Regions from separate parts of the Mus musculus genome. Here region 2 is linked to region 1. The links are chromatin loops, found by intact Hi-C in ENCODE. Cell type or tissue: gastrocnemius. All regions are shown on one strand. Links, peaks and the distances in the headings refer to the core of each region. The heading gives the core; the rest is flanking DNA. Region 1 holds the start of Rpl11 (ribosomal protein L11). Region 2 overlaps Eloa (elongin A).

The links. Hi-C counts contacts between places; a loop is a spot of excess contacts. Peaks named below come from ENCODE experiments on the same cell type or tissue, not always from the same donor. Only the 100,000 strongest peaks of a DNase experiment are listed, where the experiment ranks them.
Region 2: it touches region 1 in a loop (2.3-fold over the local background); 7 of 42 quality-filtered maps call a loop at or near these places.

What each region holds. Positions count from the first base shown.
Region 1 is chr4:136,050,781-136,057,351 of GRCm38, reverse strand. Rpl11 (ribosomal protein L11) reads left to right here and starts at 3,959. Exons shown (of 6, transcript NM_025919.3): 1 at 3,959-4,004; 2 at 4,635-4,785; 3 at 5,632-5,738; 4 at 6,050-6,181. The coding sequence starts at 3,999. In gastrocnemius, for the core only: CTCF peaks have their summits at 3,212 (motif pointing right) and 3,858; a DNase peak (open chromatin) is centred at 3,931; H3K4me3 peaks cover 708 bases; H3K27ac peaks cover 742 bases.
Region 2 is chr4:136,008,090-136,014,660 of GRCm38, reverse strand. It overlaps Eloa (elongin A), which reads left to right. Exons shown (of 11, transcript NM_013736.4): 2 at 205-261; 3 at 1,685-1,791; 4 at 3,253-4,432; 5 at 4,797-4,911; 6 at 5,260-5,415; 7 at 5,518-5,615. Among named protein-coding and RNA genes, the nearest start is that of Eloa, 10 kb to the left of the region's middle. In gastrocnemius, for the core only: a CTCF peak has its summit at 3,885 (motif pointing left); no DNase peak of the experiment used is centred there.

The sequences.
Region 1 (6,571 bases), core at 1,749-4,248:
CAAAGCTTTTCTTTAATTCTTTTTCACAAGATGGAAGCTTAGCTGGGTGGGATCCTGCCCTGGGGTCACCACTACCTTAATATCTTTAATCTGGTTTTCTCCTTGAACACAAAATTTAGCTCCACTTGACTTCCTCGTCATCCTTTAACCTTTGAGCCATACATTTTGTATTTTTCCTTTCCATGCTTGCTACACTTGGTCAAAACACTCTTTATGAGAGTGAACTACAGGACAGAATCTATTTTAGACTTTTTTGAGATTTTTCTTTCTCAATGCAATTAATCTAAATCTCTTCAATTTAGCCAGGTAGACTATTCAGACAAGGGCAAAAAGCAGCTATATTCTTCACCAAATTATCACAAGAACAGTCTCTATGCCACATACTAAAATTCTTCTCCTCTGAAACCTGTTGAGCCAGGCCACCACAGTTGAAATTACCCTCAGTACCACAGTGGTCTTCCATGTTTCTACTAGTATGGCCTACTAAACCCCACTTGAAGCATTCCACTGTTTTCAAAAGTCGCAAAATCCATATTCCTCAAAACAAAGCATGGTCAGGCCTATCATAGCAATGCCTCAGCCTTGCACCAACTTCTCTCTTAGCTATGATTTTATTGCTGTGAAGAGACACCATGACCAAGGCAACTCTTATAAAGGCAAACATTTAATTGGGGTTGGCTGTTAGCAAACATTTCCAGTCTTGGGGAATAACTCTATTATGGGTAGTCCGGTGACTATTTAACACAAGGGGAATGCACTCTACATGAAAGGATAGCATCTTTATAAAGCCTCAGATCTATCATTTCTATAGGGCACCACATTATCTCATCATAATCGTGATCAGCATCATTAGCAGGCATGTGCTGCACAATTACAATCAGAAAACCGGTGGTGATTTTGTAATTCCAGGTCCCTCCTCTGGCAGGGTACTTGGCTCAAGACTAACCCTTCCTCTTAAAACATGGTCTCCTGCTTCTCCTGGCTCCTTGCTCCACCCAGGGTCTTTGGGGACTTGAGACCCGAAGTGAAAAGAAGTGAAAGGCACAGGGTGGAGCCAGGCTCTGCCTTCATGCCCAGCTGGCTTCCCTCTTTCATCCCATGAGAAGCTCTGGCTGTGAGTCACCAGGTCTGAGTCTTTCTGTTCCCCCTTTTCCAGTGCTACTGGCTTTTCAAGAGCTCCTGTCTCTACCTGGAGCCCTTTCAGTTGCACAGGCAATGTTGCAACCCTTTCAAAAATGAGAGAACAGAATGATCCTTCTGGTTTCCCCATTTCATTCTTTTTTTTTTTTTTTTTCTGTTTCTCAGATCCCTCCATATCCACTCACAACTTTTCCCATTGCTCAGCCATTCTCCCAATCCTCTTTGAAATAGAATACAGGGAGAAGATGAAGAAGAAGGAGAAGGAGAGGAGGAGGATGAGGAGGAGGAGGATGAGGAGGAGGAGGAGGAGGAGGAAATAGAAATTCCCCTCTGGGAGCAGTGTGGGAGAGAACCCAGAGCCAGCAGCAGTAAACTTTTTGGTAATGTCCTGAAGCAGAACTCTCATTTCTTCTTCCCTTGCCACCACTTCTCCTATGGCATTAGGAATCCTCTCTCTCTCTCTCTCTCTCTCTCTCTCTCTCTCTCTCTCTCTTCTCTCTCTCTCTCTCTTCTCTCTCTTCTCTCTCTCTCTCTCTCTCTCTCTCTCTCTCTCTCTCTTTGGTTTTTTTTATTTTTTTTTTGAGACAGGGTTTCTCTGTGTAGACCAGGCTGGTCTCAAACTCGGAAATTCACCTTCCCCTGCCTCCCAAGTGCTGGGATTAAAGGCAAGTGCCACCACGCCTGGCCCCATGTGTCTCATTCTGCTCTGTGTTAGGGGTCACTCATAACTGGATTTTTTGGCTTCTTTATTGGGTTCTATTATCTGTTGCAGCAGCAACGGGGAGCAACAACATGGGGAGCAGCAGCTGTCACAGGCCCTCTTGGGCCCCTTGCATTTAAGCTTTCTGAAGTGTCCCCAGAATTCAAAACATAAACATCTACAGCTTGTGAAAATCACACCCCTTCTAGAGCATAAAAGAAATCATAGTTATTGGGCATGGATAATCTGAAACAGCCCCATGTCCCCCACCTGGGATCAAAACAAGAACATAATCACATAACATAACTGGGCTTTAAAAAAACAAACTAGTCGGTCATGGTGGTGCACACCTTTAATCCCAGCACTCGGGAGGCAGAGGCAGGCGGATTTCTGAGTTCGAGGCCAGCCTGGTCTACAAAGTGAGTTCCAGGACAGCCAGGGCTACACAGAGAAACCCTGTCTTGAAAAATACCAAAAACAAAACAAACAAACAAACAAACTGAAATTCTCATTATGTGTAGGTTTGAAAGGTTGGAAATGCTGGGGGGCTTCTGGCCTCCCTGTGTGGGTTAGAGAAGGGTACTGGGGGCAGCAGGAAGGAGAGGGCAGGCCCTTTTTCTACCGAAGGCGTCTGTGTTCTTCTTTGCCCATGCATTCATGTTAGAGAAACTGACTGACTCAAGGAAGGCCAGCATCTGCCTGGGATGTGGATCTTGGTGGTCCTCATCCTTGAGTTCAGCTTCTGAGGATTCAATGTAACCCTGGAAGGGGGCGTGTCCTATAGTCTGTAACTGATGATCTCTTCTCAGAAGCATCTGTAAGCCATTGTCAGATCTCTCTCTCTCTCTCTCTCTCTCTCTCTCTCTCTCTCTCACCTCTGATGTCCTTTTTCTTTTTAGCTACCATGTCTAATACTTCTTTTGGAAGGTGGGTGTTGCTTGGATGTTGTAGGCTTGACTTAATTATAAAAGTAACAACTTACATACTTCACTGAATTACACAGTAACCCATGACACAGAAGTAGCTGTTTTACACAAGGGGAAAACAGACAGAAGTAATTTTAATTAGTAACTAGCTAGTTGGATCAAACCCACACCTGCCTGTATTCACAGCTCAGGACTCTTATTTTCAAAATTTACTTTTTATTTATTAGTTTATCTGTATTTAAGTTTTTCCTGCACATATGTCCTTGTAAGTGTGTGCCTGGGGTCCTCAGAAGGAAGACAAGGGCATCAGACTGGAACAGCTGATTTAAGCCACTACTCTGATTTGTATACTTGTTAACATAGTTACAAAGTAAAGGGTCTAGAATCTGTATGGTTTCTTTTTATCTTCGCACTTATTTTATGTATGAGTACTCTATCTGCATGTACACCTGCATACCAGAAGAGGGCATCAGATCCCATTACAGATGTCTGTGAGCTACCATGTGGTTGTTGATAATTGAACTCAGGACCTTGGGAAGAGCTGTCAAGTGCTCTTAACTACTGCGCTGTCTCTCCAGCCTCAGCTGATTTTTTTGTTTTTGTTTTTGTTTTTGTTTTTCGAGACAGGGTTTCTCAGTCTAACCTTGGCTGTCCTGGAACTCACTCTGTAGACCAGAATTCAGAAATCCACCTGCCTCTGCCTCCCAAGTGCTGGGATTGAAGGCGTGCGCCACCACTGCCTGGCGTCTCAGCTTATTTATTTATAAAAATTATTTTATTTATATGGGTGTTTTGCCTGTATGCACACATGGCCTGATGCCTGTAGATGCCAGAAGAGGGATCTGTCTCCCTGGAACTGGAGGCACAACCAGTTTTGAAATACCGTGTTCATGCCGGGAATTTTGTTCTTAACTGTAAAGCCTTCTCTCTAGCCCTTTGCTCAACTGATTTAATGGACTTTGGGCAGTGACATCACTCAAGAACCACCAGGTTCTGAGACTGTTCTTGGAGTCATGGACTCAAGAACATACCAGCATCGGACAACCCACGACCTAGTCTTTTGCCCAAGATGACTGCAGTTTCGAGGACAGTCCACTAGAGGTGGCAGCGCCACGACAGCTATGCCTCTCTTTCCCCCTCTCCCCTCGTTTGTCTGCCTAGAAGAAAAGCCCGCCTCCTGACCCATAAGGCCACGGGGCCGGAAGTCTCCCTCTCTCTTCCTGTTCTCCACCATGGCGGTGAGTAGGCGAGAGTTGGCTTTGCCTCGCTTTCATCCGTCTCCATCCGCAGTCGGCGGAGCCCAGGGCGGCTGTCTCGCGGGTGGCCGGAGGAGGACGGAGCCCGCGAGGCTGTTGGCATTAAGCCCGGCGGGACTGGGCGGCCGTGGGGCACCCCCGCCGCATCGCCGCCCATCCTAAGAATGGGGCTCAGGTCTGCAGCCCCGAGGGCCCAGACGCAGTGTCTGGGGGCTGCCGGAAGTGCGAGCGCGACGTGCGGAGGTCCACGGCGGGGCCAAGGGGACACTTGCAGCTTGTGTGGTGCTGGGGAGTTTCTGCGAGTCCTACTCGCAGGACCCGTGCTAGCTTGGGAAGGGGGACGGCATGGCGCAGAGGCCGGTACTTCCTGTAGTTTTGATTAGGGTTACATTGTATACTTTCTACGATCTCTAGTGTCTGTTCCCTACTCGTGGATCCGCTTGGGATTCAGGCTCTCTCTCTGTGTTCGTTCTCTTCCAAACGCGGAGACCTTGGTGGTCCCGAGGGCTTAGGCGGGATCCGGGACGATAGAAGTCAGAGCGGAGAAGACCTTGGCTGTTTCTCGTCTCTGACGGGGCGGGAGGGTGTTGATGGCTGTGTCCCTCTTCGCAGCAAGATCAAGGGGAAAAGGAGAACCCCATGCGGGAACTGCGCATCCGCAAGCTCTGCCTCAATATCTGCGTCGGGGAGAGCGGAGACAGACTGACCCGGGCAGCCAAGGTGTTGGAGCAGCTCACAGGCCAGACCCCGGTGTTCTCCAAAGGTGAGTGGCGGTGGGCTGACCAGAGAGGAGTGGATCTGGAAAGCTTGCTTCATCTGACCGGAGCACGGGTGCAAATGGACTTATAACGTGAGCTGTCGTGGGCCTGGTTGACAGCTAAGAACAGGGTTAATACCGTACACTGTTGGCATGAGGTCCTATCCATGCTTTTATTTGTATTTGTGTGTGTGTGCATGGGTACTCTGTTTGCATGCATGCCCACATGACAGAAGAGGGAATCAGATCCCGTTTCTGTTGGTTGTGAACAACCGTGTAGGTCCTCAGAACCTGTTAAACCTCTGAGCCATCTTTCCAACACCCCCCCACCAGTGCTTCTTAACTTCTGGCTCTGCCTCAACTCACTTAAAATGAATTGTGATTCCCTTGTTTGGCCACATGACAGGAGTTACCTTGCTAGAAACATGGAGTCTGTTGCTAGTGTGGTTGTGGGTGGTCTGTGATTGGGTTTGGATACTGTTTCTTAGGACCACAGTCAGCATTTTGAAAACACTGGCTTTTGTCAGTTTTAGTCTCCCAATTAGAGCATAATCATTGGTTGGGCCTGATAGCCCACAACTGTAACCCCATTACCCAGGCTGAAGCAGGAGGATTGCTGCCAGTTCAAGGCCAGCCTGGGCTACATTTGAGATTTTTCTCTCTCAAGGAATGTAACAGTCTTGCTAACCTGTGTCTGTTACTATGGCCATGCTGTTTGAGGTTCTTAGTATGGCTGGGTAAATTAGAGATGGAAAGCTCTGTTTTCTGTGTTGTGGACGATGTTGACTGACACGCTAGATGCCGTGCAATGGAAATAAGACATTACCTGCCTCTTGTGTCCCCGTCCTGCAGCTAGATACACTGTCAGGTCCTTTGGCATCCGGAGAAATGAGAAGATTGCTGTTCACTGCACAGTCCGCGGAGCCAAGGCAGAGGAAATTCTGGAGAAAGGCCTGAAGGTGAGGCTGGTGGGGTGGAGGCTGCTGCATTGTCAGAGATGGGCTATATATACACACATACAGTGCCTTGGCGTTTCAGAGATGACTGTTCCTGGATTTCTGTCCTTGGGATTTTCTCTGCTCTTTGGAAGTGGGGATCGTTTGATGGCATTTGTAGCTGGGGCATGACTTGGTTAGGGGAGGGATACCTGTGCTCCTAGCTAGGACTCACAGAGTTTTGGTTTTGCTCTGGGCCTACTGGGTGTTGATCTGAGCTCATGTTGGGCTACTTGAACATGATGGATAGCATGGTCACTTCTGTGTCCATTCAGGTGCGGGAGTATGAGTTGCGGAAAAATAACTTCTCGGATACTGGAAACTTTGGTTTTGGAATTCAAGAACACATTGACCTGGGCATCAAATACGACCCAAGCATTGGGATCTACGGCCTGGACTTCTATGTGGTATGTGGACTTCTCAGTCCCAAGCTGCCTGTGGGGAGAGGTGGCTCCTCTGTCGACGTCCACACATGCTGTCCTGCTGTTGGGATGGGGAGCTGGGTTGAAGTCTCGTGTCTTGTCTGCCTGTGTGTCCCCCTCAGAAAAGGGCCTTGTAGCAAGTGTAGAGGTTCCGGGGTTTATTCCCTGCCGTTGCAAAGCTCTCTGGGTCATCCTGGGCTGCATTTGCCCTTCGAATTTGCTTCCCTGTCTCCACTCATCTCCTTAGCCTGGGGCACAGGAGTTCTGTGAGGAAGTCATGGAAATGTGGGGGGTGCAGACTGCTCAAATGGGGATTGTCATGTGGGAATGGCCGTTATCATAGTGGAAAGCGCTTTGGGGGGGTATGCTGCTTTT
Region 2 (6,571 bases), core at 2,710-5,209, 44 kb after region 1:
GTAAATCTTGTACTGTTTGTGTCTTGGACTAGTGACAAAGCATCTCTGAGCCTTTCTCCACGCTCTAAGATGCAAATAGCATCCATAGTTGTTACTATGAAGGACGGAGCTCCGAGCAAGTATCTCACCACCAGATAGTATCATCTACCTCAGAGAAGATCCATATGACAATAGAAATTAATATTTGTTTTCTTCTTTCTGCAGCTATTGAAATATTTGAAGAAACTTTCCATCTTACCTATCACAGTAGACATTCTTGTGGTAAGAATTTTTTAATTGTAACTATTATGTATTGCAGATGTTTCCCACTATAGCATGTGTAAAGGGACGCTTACAGAGGTTAGGCTTTACAATGAAAGAAGCCAGGTACAAACCACTGTTTGCTTTATGATTCTGTTTATATGAAATGTCCAGAATGGGCTAATCCATAGACAGAAAGTAGATAGGTGTGTGATTGTTAGGGCTTAGGGAACTGGAAGGAACAGTTTCTCTTTTCACATTCTAGAGTTAGGTTGTGGGAAGTATGAGGAATTATGAGGAGGTAAGTATGAAGAAAGTTCTAGAAATCACCATACTTTAATGTACTTTGTCATGTGACAAGGTGGGCCAGCATGTTGGAAGCAGCTCAGGGTGGTGTGCATGATAGACAAGTGTGCTCAGCCAGGCTGCATGACTATTTCCTGGTACTTGAATGTTGGGTCAAAATTTTTGGTTCAAAATTTAAAGATTTATTCTTTTACTTACATGTATGGGCTTTATGTGTGACTTTATGAGTGTTTACATGCCCAAAGAGAACCCAGGCCCTCAGATTCTCTCAGATTGGAGTTGTAGGCAATTGGGAGCTACCTGATGTGGGTGCTGGAATTGAATTTCTGTCCTCTGCAAGAGCAGTAATTTCTCTTAACTGCAGAGCCATCACTCTGTGTCCCTCAACCTGAAATTTAAACACACGGGGTACATGAGAGATAGGTGAGGGTTTGAGTGCTTACTGATCTTCTAGAGGATCCCAGGTCAGTTGTCAGCATTCATATCAGGCAGCTCGATACTTCCTTTAGTTAACTCCAGTTGGCCTCTGAGGGCAGCTGTTCACACATGGGGTACACTTATACACACACACACACACACACACACACACACACACACACACACAGAAGCATAAATATTTTTTAAAAATTAATGCATGAAAAGAATATTGGCTTTGGGATCTACTACTCATAGATTCTAATTCTAGAAAACTTTTAGGCTGGCATGGCTGTGTGCACCTTTGTAGGTGATTCAGAGTTCAAGGCCAACCTGGTGTACATACTGAACCCTGTCTTTTTGAAAGAGAGAGAGAGAGAGAGAGAGAGAGAGAGAAAGAAAGAAAGAAAGAAATCCAATTTCCATTGCTTTCCGCTGATTCCTTCCTTAAGGGTTGTGATGAGCACTTTCACTGTCTCCAAGAGAGCGAGCTGGATCAAACCCCACCCCTCCTGTTTCATTCTGTGCCTCTGGGCTGTCCTGATGGCCTTACATAAACCTGTGGGCTTTGTTACTTTGTGTCAGACATTTGGGTCTAGGCTACAGAGTAACTTAGTCTAAGGCGTAGGCATTTTAGGAGGGATGTTTCTTGCTTTTCTCTATAGAAAACCATGCCCTTGGTTTCACAATCCTCATTCAGTCAATCCCTGTGTTACGTTTGTAGGAGACTGGGGTAGGGAAAACAGTGAACAGCTTTCGGAAGCATGAGCAAGTAGGAAACTTTGCCAGAGACCTGGTGGCCCAGTGGAAGAAGCTGGTTCCAGTAGAGCGGTAAGAACATTTCTTCTCTGCTTGTTTGGCTTCACATGTCAAATTAACTATGTGACCTCAATTACAAAAACAACCCAGGGTTATTGTAAGTTATTGTAGAATATATGGTAAAGTATTAAGAATAAATTTTTCTTGCTCTCTTACCCTCTTGTTCTTGCTCGTTTGTCTCTCTTACTCTTGCTTCCCGCTTGCCCGTTCTCTCCCCATTCCCTTCCCCACTCTCTCCACATGGCCATGGCTGGCCTCTGCTTCTCTACTCTTCTCCCTCTCTCTGCCTTTCGACAAGAAACGCCTTAAAAGCAAAAACAAAACAAACCATACCACACACACCAAACAAAAAGCAAAAACCAAACCAAAAAGAATAAAATTTTTCTTGCAACCTGTGGGGGAAGGGAGAGCTCTGGCCCTAAAGGTTGTCCTCTGGCCTCCACATGTCCATGATGCAGGCATCTCGTGGGAATAAGTACATAAAAATGCAAGCAAATATTTTTTTCTTAAATTCTTTTTTTTTTTTTTTTTTTTTAAAGATTTATTTATTTATTATATGTAAGTACACTGTAGCTATCTTCAGACACTCCAGAAGAGGGCGTCAGATCTTGTTACAGATGGTTGTGAGCCACCATGTGGTTGCTGGGATTTGAACTCTGGACCTTCGGAAGAGCAGTCGGGTGCTCTTACCCACTGAGCCATCTCACCAGCCCCCTTAAATTCTTTTTGGTTGGTTGGTTTTGGTTTTTGAGACAGGGTCTCTCACTATAGCCATGGTGGAACTCAAGACCAGGCTGGCCTTGAACTCAAGAGATCTGTCTGCCTATGCTTGTGAGTGCTGGAATTAAAGAAATGGGGCTGACATGCCAGGGCACAATTCTTTTTAATGTTGAACATTAACACTTTGTTAGGTGTGTTTTGTTTTCTTTTGTTGGGGGCTTGATGCTGAGGACTGAGCACAGGCTCTCTCACATACTAAGCATACTAAGGGTGGAGGTGGCTGGGCACGTGGTCAGAGATCCGAGGATAGGTTTGGAGAGTCAGTTTTTTTTCTGCCACCATGGGATTGGACTCAGGTTTTCAGGCTTGCATGGCAATAATTATCTGTTGAGCCATCAGGCTGCCCTCAATATCTTCTTTTAACACACCGGCTCATTCTAATCTAGCCTTGGACATGCTATTAACACGATGACCTTGAACATCTGATTCCCCCAACAATCCTATTTTAGCCTCCTTGGTACTGGGATTTTAGATGTGAGCCAGGTGTGGCCTGGTCTTTGTTGTTTGTTTTGTTTTGTGGTGAGACCAGGTCTTCTGTAGCCCATTGGCCTTGAATTTGCTTTGTAGCAGAGGATGGCTTTGAACTTGTGATTATCCTGACCCAACTGTGCCCTCCATGGCTGAGGTTGAGGTCTGTGACTTTGTCTAAGAGATTTATGCTGAGGTCTACTTCTGCTTCTGCTTTTATTTTAGAAATAGTGAGGCCGAGGATCAGGATTTTGAGAAGAACAATTCCCGTAAGCGTCCCAGAGATGCTCTTCAGAGGGAGGAGGAGTTGGAGGGGAACTACCAGGAAAGCTGGAAACCCTCTGGTAGCCGGTCCTACAGCCCTGAGCACAGACAGAAAAAACACAAAAAACTTTCTGAGCCTGAAAGGCCTCACAAAGTGGCTCACAGTCACGAGAAGAGAGATGAAAGGAAGAGGTGTCACAAAGTGTCACCACCATATTCTTCAGACCCCGAGTCATCTGACTATGGCCATGTTCAATCCCCTCCACCTTCAAGTCCTCATCAAATGTATACAGACCTCTCCAGGTCCCCAGAGGAGGACCAGGAGCCCATCATCTCACACCAGAAGCCAGGAAAAGTCCACAGTAATACCTTTCAGGACAGACTAGGGGTTAGTCACCTGGGTGAACAAGGAAAAGGGGCTGTTAGCCACCACAAGCAGCACAGATCTTCACACAAGGAGAAGCACCCTGCAGATGCCAGAGAGGATGAGAAGATCTCTGCTGTGAGCAGAGAGAAGTCACACAAAGCCTCTTCCAAAGAGGAAAGCCGAAGACTACTGTCAGGGGACAGTGCCAAGGAGAAGCTGCCCTCTAGTGTTGTTAAGAAAGACAAGGACAGAGAAGGCAGCAGTCTCAAGAAGAAGTTTTCACCTGCCTTAGATGTTGCTTCAGACAACCACTTTAAAAAGCCCAAACACAAGGACTCCGAGAAAGCCAAATCTGACAAAAACAAGCAGAGTGTAGATGGCGTGGACTCAGGACGAGGGACAGGAGACCCATTGCCCAAAGCCAAGGAGAAAGTTCCCAACCACCTGAAGGCTCAGGAGGGGAAAGTAAGAACTAACGCAGATGGAAAGTCAGCAGGCCCGCTCCACCCTAAAGCGGAGGAGACAGATGTGGACGATGAGTTTGAGCGGCCCACGATGTCCTTCGAGTCCTACCTCAGCTATGACCAGCCCCGGAAGAAAAAGAAGAAGGTTGTGAAAACGTCCAGTACAGCACTTGGAGAAAAAGGACTTAAAAAAAAGGACTCTAAAAGCACTAGTAAAAACTTGAACTCAGCTCAGAAATTGCCCAAAGTCAACGAAAACAAGTCAGAGAAGTTGCAGCCAGCTGGAGCCGAACCCACCAGGCCTCGAAAGGTAACTCTGCTTCCTGCCTGCCAGGCTGCTTGTCCTGCTGTCCTATGACTGGTTGAGTTCTGATTGTTATTATTAATATTCTCGAGCTTGCTAGCACTTAGAGTGGATAGTGCGCAGGATAAGATTTGTTCTGGGCTAGGGAGGAAGCGTGTGTATAGTATAGTATAGTATAGTATAGTATACAGTGCTCACTGAGAGGGTATGAGAGCCTACATTTACTTCTTAGCACCTCAAAATTTTCCAAGACATTTTTTGCCCTATTGACATTTATTTCTTTATGTAAATGGTGTCATTCGTGACTTGGTTAACTACTGCAGGGGAGAAAGCTGATTACAGGGTGGGCTCTGCACTGTGTCTCTTGCAGGTCCCTACTGATGTGCTGCCAGCATTGCCAGACATCCCCTTACCTGCCATTCATGCCAACTACCGGCCCCTTCCTTCCCTTGAGTTGATTCCCTCCTTTCAGCCAAAGCGAAAAGGTAATTTTGGACATCTTTTTATTGATTTTTAGTTTTTTGAAACAGGGTCTCATTACATAGCCTTGGCTGGCCTGAAACTCACTTTGTAGGCGAGGCTGGCTTTAAACTCAGATTCACCTGTCTCCGCCTCCCAAGTGCTAGCATTAAAGATTATATTTTTATTTTGCCTGTATTAGTGTTTTGCTGGCATTTGTGTCTATTCACCAAGTGTGTGTGGTACCCAAGGAGGCTGGAGGAGTCAATGTTGGGGCCCTTGGGACTAGAGTTACAGAAGTGGTGAGCTGCCGTCTGGGAGCTCTTCACCATGTAGTGTAGACCTTTTGTGACTTGGCTTTCTTCTTTCTACAGCTTTCTCTTCACCCCAGGAAGAAGAAGAAGCTGGGTTCACAGGACGCAGAATGAATTCTAAGATGCAGGTGTATTCTGGTTCCAAGTGTGCCTATCTCCCCAAAATGATGACATTGCACCAGCAGTGTATCCGGGTGCTTAAGAATAATATTGACTGTGAGTTACCAACCTCGCAAGCGCTTTGCTCCACTGGGACTTTGTCACTGGGAGCTTGGCTGCCATTCAGCACTCACCTGCCCACCTCTGGTTTCTCTGCAGCTATCTTTGAAGTAGGAGGAGTCCCCTATTCTGTTCTTGAACCTGTCTTGGAGAGGTGCACACCTGATCAGCTCTACCGGATAGAGGAATGCAATCATGTGAGTGTCCTCAGTGGGAACAGTGCGCCTCCCCGGCTCTGTTTCCAAAGGTGGCTTGGTCTCTAGATCTGCTGTGGCAGAAGGGCAGGTCAGAGGGCAAATCACAGCTCTGGGCATGTTTGTTTTGCGAGTCTGGGCCTTTAAACAAGCATTTTTGTGCCTGTTCCTGGGATCCTTCTTTGTTTTGATTGTTTGGGGTGGGGGGTTTGGCTTTGTTTTTTTAAGACAGAGTCTGGCTCTCCTGGAACTCACTGTGTAGACCAGGCTAGCCTCAAACTCAGAAACCCACCTTCCTCTGCCTCTTGGGTGCTGGGAATAAAGGTGTGAGCAACTTCTACCCTGCTACCTGCTATCTTTTTTTTTTTTTTTTTTTTTTTTAAAGATTTATTTATTTATTATATGTAAGTACACTGTAGCTGTCTTCAGACACACCAGAAGAGGGCATCAGATCTTGTTACAGATGGTTGTGAGCCACCATGTGGTTGCTGGGATTTGAACTCCGGACCTTTGGAAGAGTAGTCGGGTGCTCTTACCCACTGAGCCACCTCACCAGCCCCTTTTTTTTTTTTTTTAAGATTTATTTTTATTATTATACATAAGTACACTGTAGCTGACTTCAGACACACCAGAAGAGGGCGTCAGATCCCATTACAGATGGTTGTGAGCCACCATGTCATTGCTGGGAATTGAACTCATGACCTTTGGAAGAGCAGTCAGTGCTCTTACCCCCTGAGCCATCTCTCCAGCCCCCCCCCCCGCCCCCTTTTTTTTTTTTGAGACAGGGTTTCTCTGAGTAGTCCTGGCTGTCCTGGGACTCACTCTGTAGACCAGGCTGGCCTCGAACTCAGAAATCCACCTGCCTCTGCCTCCCAAGTGCTGGGATTAAAAGGTAAAGGCGTACACCACTGCCTGGCATTTTTTTTTTTTTTTTTTTTAATTTAGTGATTTGCCTTCTT